Regions from separate parts of the Homo sapiens genome. Here region 1 is linked to region 2. A link is an interaction called in ENCODE POLR2A ChIA-PET data of the cell type or tissue named here. Cell type or tissue: Panc1. All regions are shown on one strand. Links, peaks and the distances in the headings refer to the core of each region. The heading gives the core; the rest is flanking DNA. Region 1 overlaps DNM3 (dynamin 3). Region 2 overlaps DNM3 (dynamin 3).

What was found. Peaks named below come from ENCODE experiments on the same cell type or tissue, not always from the same donor. Only the 100,000 strongest peaks of a DNase experiment are listed, where the experiment ranks them.
Region 1: POLR2A ChIA-PET joins it to region 2 with 13 read pairs; 3 of 35 experiments call an interaction of 5 or more read pairs at or near these places.

The regions. Positions count from the first base shown.
Region 1 is chr1:172,274,362-172,279,755 of GRCh38, reverse strand. The region is part of intron 15 of DNM3 (dynamin 3); the gene reads right to left. Among named protein-coding and RNA genes, the nearest start is that of DNM3OS, 130 kb to the right of the region's middle. RefSeq lists an enhancer at 755-1,409. In Panc1, for the core only: no CTCF peak of the experiment used is centred there; no DNase peak of the experiment used is centred there; H3K27ac peaks cover 4,433 bases.
Region 2 is chr1:172,059,970-172,065,363 of GRCh38, reverse strand. The region is part of intron 10 of DNM3 (dynamin 3); the gene reads right to left. Among named protein-coding and RNA genes, the nearest start is that of MIR3120, 76 kb to the left of the region's middle. In Panc1, for the core only: no CTCF peak of the experiment used is centred there; no DNase peak of the experiment used is centred there; H3K27ac peaks cover 455 bases.

The DNA.
Region 1 (5,394 bases), core at 212-5,211, 210 kb before region 2:
ATATATCCAAGGCAGAGCCATCATATGTTTCTGAGAAACTGGGTGCGGAAAGTGAAGGCAAGAGAAAAATCCAAGGTGATGTTTAAGTTTCCAGCATGAGCAACTGGGAGATTGGAGGAGCATGTCTGGGTGGAAAGACCAAGAGTTTAATTTTAAGCTGGGGTTGGTAGGAAGAAGCCTGGATATAGATTTGAAGCCCAGAAGAGTAATCAGAGTTGGATGTGTACCTTTAGGGTCAACAGCATATAGATGGAACAAGCGCACTTAACATTTTCACGATAAAATTCGTGACTAAGGTGTTCAGGATCTTGCTGGAAATCAAGATTGATGATATTGACAACAGCAATGTAAAAGAACCAAGCACATGCATTTGCTAATTAATTTGTGCCAATTTGGGAATTATTCAAGTGCAAACACCCATACACTAGTATTCTGTGCAAATGTATAGACATAAGAGACCCTTTTTGGGGTACAATAGTCCACTATCCAAATCTACTCAATTAAATAGTTTTCTAAAGTTTGTGTATTTCAAATGAATATGCTTTTACTATAAGAATCTGTGTATTAAAAGGAACTGAAAAATGCTTCCAATTATTTTTCAATCCAACATAAATTAATTATTCTCAAGCTTTCTCACAAAATAATTGCTCCCTCCAAAGGTGGCAAAGCATCAATCGTTTCCTCAACACACACACTCAATCATTTCCTACAATAAAGGGAGAAAAATGACATACAGTCTGGCAAGATTATGCTTATGAAACCAGTTTGCTAGTGAAAATAAGCAAAGTGAATTTCAGCAACAGAAAACTGGCCTAACTCCTCTGGGTTAAGCATGGGGAGACTGATCTTGTGTCCCGGGAAAAGTCGCAGTGATAATAGAAACTACCAGAGAAAGAACATTTTAACCTCCAAATTAAGTCAATCACTGTGGTCTGCTGGGGTTCTTCTCTAGTCAGCATGTGCTGGGGTTTGTTATGGAAATGCCACAGAACTTTAGAGGCAGTGAAGTAAATGGTACAATGAGACACTGGCTGAGTTTGTATACTTATGCAACAAGTCACATGCTGATATTCCTGATTTTTAACTGAAGGCAGGACACAGCAGGGATGTTTATGAGCTAAAGGGCTAGTGAATCACACACTTGCCTTCTCCCCAGTGGCATGGCAAAAAATGTATAGTGAGTGCTTCCCTGAAGGTGACTACATTTGTTACAATTCAAACTTGTCCAACCTGTGGCCCACGGCTGCATGAGGCCCAGGATGGCTTTGGATGTGGTCCAACATGAATTCGTAAACTTTCTTAAAACATTGTGAGGTTTTCTTGCAATTTTTTTTAGCTCATCAGCTATTGTTAGTTTTAGTGTATTTTATGTGTGGCCCAAGACAATTCTTCTTCCAATGTGGCCAGGGAAACCAAAAGATTGGGCACCCCTGCATTACATATTGTGAAACACTAATGGCCCTTTGAAGGGGCTATAAATGATGAGTTGTGACAGCATTAGTAAAGTAAGAAAATACTTGAAATATTGACTTTGGGCAGAAAAAAAACCATAGCTATTTATACACCTAAGGAAAATAGACTGGCGCATTCTTCATAAGTGCTTTGTCATTTTGATTCTCTTGTACCTTGAACAGAATACAAAAAAAGTAGAATTATGGGTCAAACCAAGTGTTCACTTCAACTGTATTTATATAACAGAAAACATCAGGAAAGGCAGAGAGGTTTTCCTTGCAATGAATCTCTGAGCTGAGAGATGCTTTCAGAGATGCTTTCCTTTAGGAACAGACTAATTTTTTATGCAGTCATAATTTTATATAAATTGTTTGGGAAGTATCTGTACCACCTCTCAGGGCTAATGTAATCTATTAGGAATATAATTGACAGAACTTCAGTGCAGCCTATATTTTTTTATTCAAGGCTTCTTATTCTAGTAGTTTTCAATTTGGGGGAAAATCACAGTCACATAATTCAATGACATTAACACTTGAAAACACATCTCATCTTTTCATAATGAAGAATCCTAATGCTTTCGCTATTTTCATAAAAGATAATTCTCTTACCTCATCAATTATTTTAATTATTATTTACAGAATCTTTTCTGGTTATATTACACCTTTTTTTGCAATTGACTGGCAACTTTTTAATATATAATGTGTTAGGTTATAAAACACCATAATTTTGTACATCAGTAGTGTGTTTTCTATTCTTGATGATGTCTACTTGACCACATCAACACATTGCATAGATACTTTCAGAACTAGTCTACAGAGACTCCTACACTCACTGCCTTTGATCAGACTCCAAGAATCTATGACTACAGTTTGGACCATTTTCCTCTAAATTTACATGACACCTCAGGTTTTTCCACATTTCAATTAGTCTGCCATTTTCCTGCTCACTACTAAAACGCTGTGAAATCCTCTAAAGATTGTCTTTTCACTACCCAAGTGAGCCTGATCTGCAAAATATGAGTTTTTGCAAAGTATTTCTGATTACTTATACAAACGTTAAGGCTGGTTAGAGTCCTAGAAATCTAGAAAATTAGGATCATGAGAAATCTCATTTGTTATACTATATCATTAACAGAAATATCCATCTCTTTCCAATACACTACTAGAGTCATGAATGCAGAGGACAAGGACCATTTTTGTACCCATTAGCTCCTACCTCAGAGCCTAATACATAACAGATGCTCAATAAAGCACTTATAGGTTGAATAATTTCTACCCTTAATCTTTCTCAGAGACAGTTTTCTAGCCACATATTTTTTTAAAGAAAACATAATGAACTTTTTTTGAATTCCACCATGATTCAGATTTTTGTCAATGGCTATTTGAAAGCTTAAATATGTACTTATTCATTCATTATTGTCACAAATACTTAACTTTCCAAACAACTCATAGAGTTGTAAGGCATGCTTTCCTCTCAAAGGAACTATCTTGCCTTTTGTCTAACTTATAATTCTCATACTCTTTATTGTAATTGACATCAGCTTATCGAATATGGAAGTGAGGTTCCCCATTTAGGATTCTGGGGATACTCTAACTCATAAGAAGAATCTCAGAAGCAGGTTGAAGGTATCAATAATAAACAGTGGTATCACACTCAAGACTGGTTTATAATTAACAAGAACACTCACTCAATAAGGCCAGCTGGAACATAGTCCTATACACACACACACACACACACACACACACATTAAGATTTTTTTTCTGTGATTATTACAAGCTAATTTGTGTTACAGGATTTAAAAGAATTATAACACAATTTACACATAAATCTTCCTAAACATAATTTAAAATCTAATCCTTAATAATGCATTTCAAACTTCTTCCTGTTTAGAGAATATTAGCAAAATAAGTTATCGGAAAAAGTTATGAGGAAATGGTAGTGCAGAAAATAGTCAAGTGAGTATATACTATAGGGGTCACCTAAGCCAAATTCCCCCATCAGGCAGGACTCTCTTCTATGACATCATTCACAGGTAGGATTTACCATTTGTTTCTTTTTGCCCAGACAGTCCCAGTTTATTGCCAAGTGCTGTCCCACACTAATTATTAATACTGTCCCCTTTTACTCTCAAGAGTGATGATAAATTAGGACACCCTACCAATAAGTTGTTATCTAGCTTCTGCTAAAGTGCTCTGGAAATGGGGGGAGGCTTGCTAACTCACAAGTTGCCCATTCTATTTTTAAAAAGCTATACTAAAAATATATACTATATATGTAATACATAAAATCTTAAGAGTATTAAAAACCTCTTCCTGATGATATGCTGATATCTTTTTCTGAGCCACTTTTACACATTACTAATTCAGTCCTCTGGAAAGACAACGCAGAATGCGAGTCCTTCAGTTCCATAAGGCAACTTTCATGCCTTCCTTAATTTTTGACAAGTTAAACATAAAACACTTCAGTAAGGAAATACTCTTCAAGGAGAAATTTCAAGGCAATAAAAATTATCTTTTAATAATAGATGATGTTACGGAACTATATTTCAGATGTTTTCATGGGAGCCAGGTTCTCCAAAGGAGTAGCAGCACCTGACAGTGTGCTTTCTCAGAACTTCTGGCTTGAGTACACTATGTGTGTTTCCATGGGCTGGAAACAAATATTTGTTTTCCAAGAGTGTCAGACCAGTTGAGCCATGTGAAAGAAAAAATTAATAATCATCTCTGGTGGGGAGAGGCAACAGAAGTTAGCAGGTAAGGTGGTTTTGAAAAGAGCAAGAAGGTTGAAATGTCAACAACTGTATCTTTCTCAAGTTTTTTTTTCTTCATTTATGATTCAGGTATTTGAAAGAAGGCACTATAAAGAAGCAGACATGCAGCATGCCAAAAAATCCAAATATTTTCCAGATTGTAGAAGAAAATTAGATTATGTTGAAAATAATTAATGATAAAATAACTTTAGTGACAAATATTGAGCCTGCATGTTCTTGTTCTGTATGTTCTATCATCTGTATATTCACACAGATGATAGCCTCTGTGTTAGAGGTATAGTTAATGGAAATTTGATCTATCCAATAATTTAATAAGTATCTGGACCATGTGTTCTAATCTATGAGATATAAGTGATATACACTTTGAATGGTTCTACCTGATGAGCCCACACTACCATAACTAATTCTACTTGTGCATCTAGCAACAGCTACACAGATGGCAAGTCATAGTTGTCTAGGAATAATTAACCTTGACTAGACAGTGCATGTGGCAAATTCAACCTTACATTTGTGATGGCCAATAACAGAGCATTGCTTCAGGTCCCAGAACTGCTTGTTTACTAGTGTATAATGACAAAAATACAGAAACAAAGAGTAAGCAGTTGGAAGCCCTTGTAGCAATTTGACACTGCTATGACATCCAAGCCCTGATCAGTGGACTAGTCTGTCTTGTTCAAGTGTTTAGACCAGTTTGAGTGCTGCTGAACTCATAAGGTGAGTCTCATGCCATGCAAGTTGCAAACTGCTCAGGCGTGCAATAGGACCTTGCATTGATCTGCAAGTAATTGAAAATTAAAAAAAAAAAAAAAACCTTCACTAGAGAAGGTTTAAAAACCAGTGTTTCAGGGAAATTCTCGGTTTTAAATTTCTCACCATTTTGATCCAAGATGAAGGATATTAAGCAAATAACCCTTGGCATACATAGCATTTAGTAAAAAAAATCCAACAGCTCAATATTTCTTGGCTTTCATCACTTCTCAGATCTATCACAGTGGAGGGGAAGGAAGGAAAGGTATGCATGATATCTTTACCCCAGACTAGAAAAGTGGCTCTCTCATTTGAGACTGAAGCCCTGTTCCTTTCCCTCTGGGGCAGAATTAAAGAGCAAGGGATATGCTTATGTTGTTGGTGATAAGGCTGTCCTCTTTAGTCACTTCTTCATTTCCACACAT
Region 2 (5,394 bases), core at 173-5,172:
GCTATTCAATGACAGCCACACTATTATAGAATCACATTGCCTCAGAGAAGTAACTACGCAAGCATTTGAGGTCTACCAAGGAAGAGTGAGATGGCTTTAACAGCATTTAGCAAATAGATTACAGCAGAAAGTTATTTTTAAAACCATCAAATAGTGGCAATATAAATATTTATTCAGATACTAAACACTTGATAGCTGAAGGACCCCAGGCCAGTATATGGCCATCATTAAGTCAGGGAAAGGCCAAAATGACAAGAATATCCCATGAAGTAGAGACATCTAAGAATGCCTCCAATCTACTGGCCTTGGCAGGAGCATTGATTTGTGTGCACGTGTGTGTCTCCTGATCTTTTCAAGCTTACTGCCCATGGGCTTAATTCTACCAGAAAAGGAATCTGTAAGAGCCACAATTTTGTACCTACAATTGAGACAACTGGAAGTCAATAAGCCTGAATTCTAAGTGGAACAAAAGAAACAGAGAACACACTAGAAGAACTACCATTATGGAGACAAAGGAGGAAAAACCTTGAAGAGACACTAAGCAATGTAGGATCTAGGCCCACCACTGAATGGCATTAATGAAACAACTGGTTTGGTTACTAGCTGGTTGATATTGAACTGATTGTGGGAGTATAAGAGTCAAAATCTTGGTTTTAACTGCTGGCTTTCAAATATAAAATATATAAATATATATAAATAGTCCCAAACATATAAATAGTCCCAATTCTTAAGATACATACATACAGAGGTTAAAAAATAAAGTCCTACTGACATTTCAATTGATTTCTGATTAGGCTTTCTACCACTCATTTCATTATCTCATTTAATCTCATAATGAGATTATTTCATGATCTCATTCAAACTGTGCCCTGCTCAGTTTGTGTCACCCTTTACTTAGCTTTAAAACATACTTAACTTTGATTGCTCAATTCAATCCCTCACCTCTCTTCTATGTCTCTTATTTAATGTGCAATCACCATTTCCTCAATCATTTATACCATTATAATTGTCAATCACTTTTGCACTTTTTTAATTTGAATGTCAAATTAAAAGCCTACAGTTGTAAGAATATGGGAGTTCTTATTTGTCAAAGTAATCAGAATATTAAGTATGTATGCCTAAATAATATTGATCTAGAAGATGTCTTTAGGCCTTTATTCCTCTAATGATTAATTAAATAACCTATAAATTGGTTTATAGAGAGTCAAGGGATGAAGGATTTGCTATTAGTTATAATAATTACATTCCTAAATTTATGTCACATCAGTCATTCATGGTGCAACTGCTACAGTCCAGCTCCATGCTCAGTTTATATCATAACACCTGATATTAGAAACCACATAGTCTTGAGTGGCAGGTTGCCTATACAGATAAATAGTCATACAAGAGAAATATTTTTTAAAAACCAATGGGAAATATGAAGAAATAAATGCATAAACCAGGTGTGAGAGGTCCTCTGAGGATTTGATGCTTATATTATAATAGTGAAACTTGCAGTCAAAGCTATACATTTATTATACAGCAAATTAGTTCTAAATAGCTTATAGTTCAAATTGCATTGAATATTCTTTTTTTTTTTTTTTTTTTTGACAAAGTCTCGCTCTGTTGCCCAGGCTGGAGTGCAGTGGTACATCTTGGCTCACTGCAACCTCCACCTCCTGGGTTCAAGCAATGCTCCTGTCTCAGCCTCCTGAGTAGTTGGAACTATAGGCGCCCACCACCAGTCCAGCCTGGGTAGAGTATTCTTAAATAATAAAGAAGATTCAATGGAGAAATAATATAATATACACGACTTTAGGAATCAAAACCTTCAATATTTAATTCAAGGAGAATATTTTAATTATACATGTTCTGAGAGAAAGCAGCAAAACATGTTTTAATAAGGTCCAATGTTGTAAGTGTTATTTAGGGTACTGATTAATTATTTTGGTGGAACCTCAATATAAAAATTTAATTTCAGTATGGATCACATTTTCCTAGAGAAAAAAAAAAACACTTGGGAGACATTTCTATCCAACAAAACAAAAATTATACACTTCCAAAATGTATTAACAGTTTATCAGACCATAAGATCTACGCTATGCTAGTACATTTTTCTCAAAATGGTCAAGAGACCAGGCAAGATTTCCATATCATCAAGAGGAACAAGTTTGATGCCTCTAGCAAAGACTGGAGTTATTAGGTAACCGTCTAAGAAAATAAATTCAGAACAAAATTTCTTCTATACATATCACTTGACTTGATTGATTTGGCTGACCTAAAGATAAGGGCTTTTATGAAAAAGCTATAAACCTTTAAATGCTGGCTGCTTGCTACAAACCAAATAGAAATAATGAATTTTAGCACTCATAAAAGCATACAATTTTTTAATTTCATTTTCTGTGAATTAACCACCCACCCAACCCAACAAAATCCCTAGCAATCCTTTGTTTTTATATAGCATAGTGTTGTATTTATTCAGGATATGAGAAGGCAGTCATCTGCGCACAACACATTTGCTATGAAAAAAATTTTTTAAACAGATGTATTTGTAGAAACATTTACAAAGGTGATTGAAGATAAGAAGCAATTCTAATATAAAGAGATCAAGAAATAGTGACTGTTTTCTAAGTTGTACAGGGGTTAATGGGAAAGTTCCTTATGGGGTGTTCTACATTGGCATATGAGTGGCATATGAGAAGTCAAAGAAGGTCAAAGTGAAGTTGGCAGGAAGGGAAAAGGAGTGCCAGATCCCAACTAGGTGAACTGGGACCAAGTGGGCTAGTGTTAGCCCACCTTCTCCAGGTGGGCAAATCCTTAATCCAGAAACCTCAAATATTTTCAACAAATAGCAGGAGAAGTGGTGAGGTATAAGATGGAAAAACTTTTAAACAGAGAAATGAAGAGAACTCTAGTGTTATTTATGAAATGCTAAGGAATAAAAACAAAAAAGTCCTCACCTAAGAAACAAGGAGAGTAGAAAAACAAAAACAAAAAGTCCAACCTTGAGTGAATAAAACTTGGGTGCCGCAGAGTAGTCAGAAGAGCCTCTTACTTAAGTAATTCAGAAAACATCCAAAAAGGAATCCAGGGTGGGTTGACATGGTGGCAAAACAACACCTGAAGATCATAACCAGATTTTTATCTCTCTCTTCCCAAGTTTATCTCTGGTAGACATATTAATGAGCAGTTAAAATGGAAAAAAACTTCACAACAGAAAGTGGGAGGAAAATCAGGGACCATGGTAAATTATAAATTAAGAACCAATTATAAAGATTGCAAATCCTTTAATGAGTTGTAAGATGAAAAGGTGAGATTCTATCCCATTAAAACCAAGTCCCAGGCCTGAATTTCCTATAATACCCAACAAAAGTTTCAGACTTTAATAACCAGTCTGATTCGAAGCCTGGGCACTAAAGCCTATTACATTAGACATGTATTACATGCAAAGCACAGCACAGAGTTTGACTGGATGGCAACCATTAGAGGGGGTGAAATGCAAGTATTTTCTTTTTTTTTAATTTTTTTCTTTCATTATTATACTTTAAGTTTTAGGGTACATGTGAACACTGTGCAGGTTAGTTACATATGTATACATGTGCCATGCTGGTGCGCTGCACCCACTAACTTGTCATCTAGCATTAGGTATATCTCCCAATGCTATCCCTCCCCCCTCCCCCCACCCCACCACAGTCCCCAGGGTGTGATGTTCCCCTTCCTGTGTCCATGTGATCTCATTGTTCAATTCCCACCTATGAGTGAGAATATGCAGTGTTTGGTTTTTTGTTCTTGAGATAGTTTACTGAGAATGATGATTTCCAATTTCATCCATGTCCCTACAAAGGACACGAACTCATCATTTTTTATGGCTGCATAGTATTCCATGGTGTATATATGCCACATTTTCTTAATCCAGTCTATCATTGTTGGACATTTGGGTTGGTTTCAAGTCTTTGCTATTGTGAATAGTGCTGCAATAAACATACATGTGCATATGTCTTTATAGCAGCATGATTTATAGTCCTTTGGGTACATACCCAGTAATGGGATGGCTGGGTCAAATGGTATCTCCAGTTCTAGATCCCTGAGGAATCGCCACACTGACTTCCACAATGGTTGAACTAGTTTACAGTCCCACCAACAGTGTAAAAGTGTTCCTATTTCTCCACATCTTCTCCAGCACCTGTTGTTTCCTGACTTTTTAATGATTGCCCTTCTAACTGGTGTGAGATGGTATCTCATTGTGGTTTTGATTTGCATTTCTCTGATGGCCAGTGATGATGAGCATTTTTTCATGTGTTTTTTGGCTGCATAAATGTCTTCTTTTGAGAAGTGTCTGTTCATGTCCTTTGCCCACTTTTTGATGGGGTTGTTTGTTTTTTTCTTGTAAATTTGTTTGAGTTCATTGTAGATTCTGGATATCAGCCCTTTGTCAGATGAGTAGGTTGCGAAAATTTTCTCCCATTTTGTAGGTTGCCTGTTCACTCTGATGGTAGTTTCTTTTGCTGTGCAGAAGCTCTTTAGTTTAATTAGATCCCATTTGTCAATTTTGGCTTTTGTTGCCATTGCTTTTGGTGTTTTAGACATGAAGTCCTTGCCCATGCCTATGTCCTGAATGGTAATGCCTAGGTTTTCTTCTAGGGTTTTTATGGTTTTAGGTCTAACATTTAAGTCTTTAATCCATCTTGAATTGATTTTTGTATAAGGTGTAAGGAAGGGATCCAGTTTCAGCTTTCTACATATGGCTAGCCAATTTTCCCAGCACCATTTATTAAATAGGGAATCCTTTCCCCATTGCTTGTTTTTCTCAGGTTTGTCAAAGATCAGATAGTTGTAGATATGCGGCGTTATTTCTGAGGGCTCTGTTCTGTTCCATTGATCTATATCTCTGTTTTGGTACCAGTACCATGCTGTTTTGGTTACTGTAGCCTTGTAGTATAGTTTGAAGTCAGGTAGTGTGATGCCTCCAGCTTTGTTCTTTTGGCTTAGGATTGACTTGGTGATGCGGGCTCTTTTTTGGTTCCATATGAACTTTAAAGTAGTTTTTTCCAATTCTGTGAAAAAAGGCATTGGTAGCTTGATGGGGATGGCATTGAATCTGTGAATTACCTTGGGCAGTATGGCCATTTTCACGATATTGATTCTTCCTACCCATGAGCATGGAATGTCCTTCCATTTGTTTGTATCCTCTTTTATTTCCTTGAGCAGTGGTTTGTAGTTCTCCTTGAAGAGGTCCTTCACATCCCTTGTAAGTTGGATTCCTAGGTATTTTATTCTCTTTGAAGCAATTGTGAATGGGAGTTCACTCATGATTTAGCTCTCTGTTTGTCGATTGTTGGTATATAAGAATGCTTGTGATTTCTGTACATTGATTTTGTATCCTGAGACTTTGCTGAAGTTGCTTATCAGCTTAAG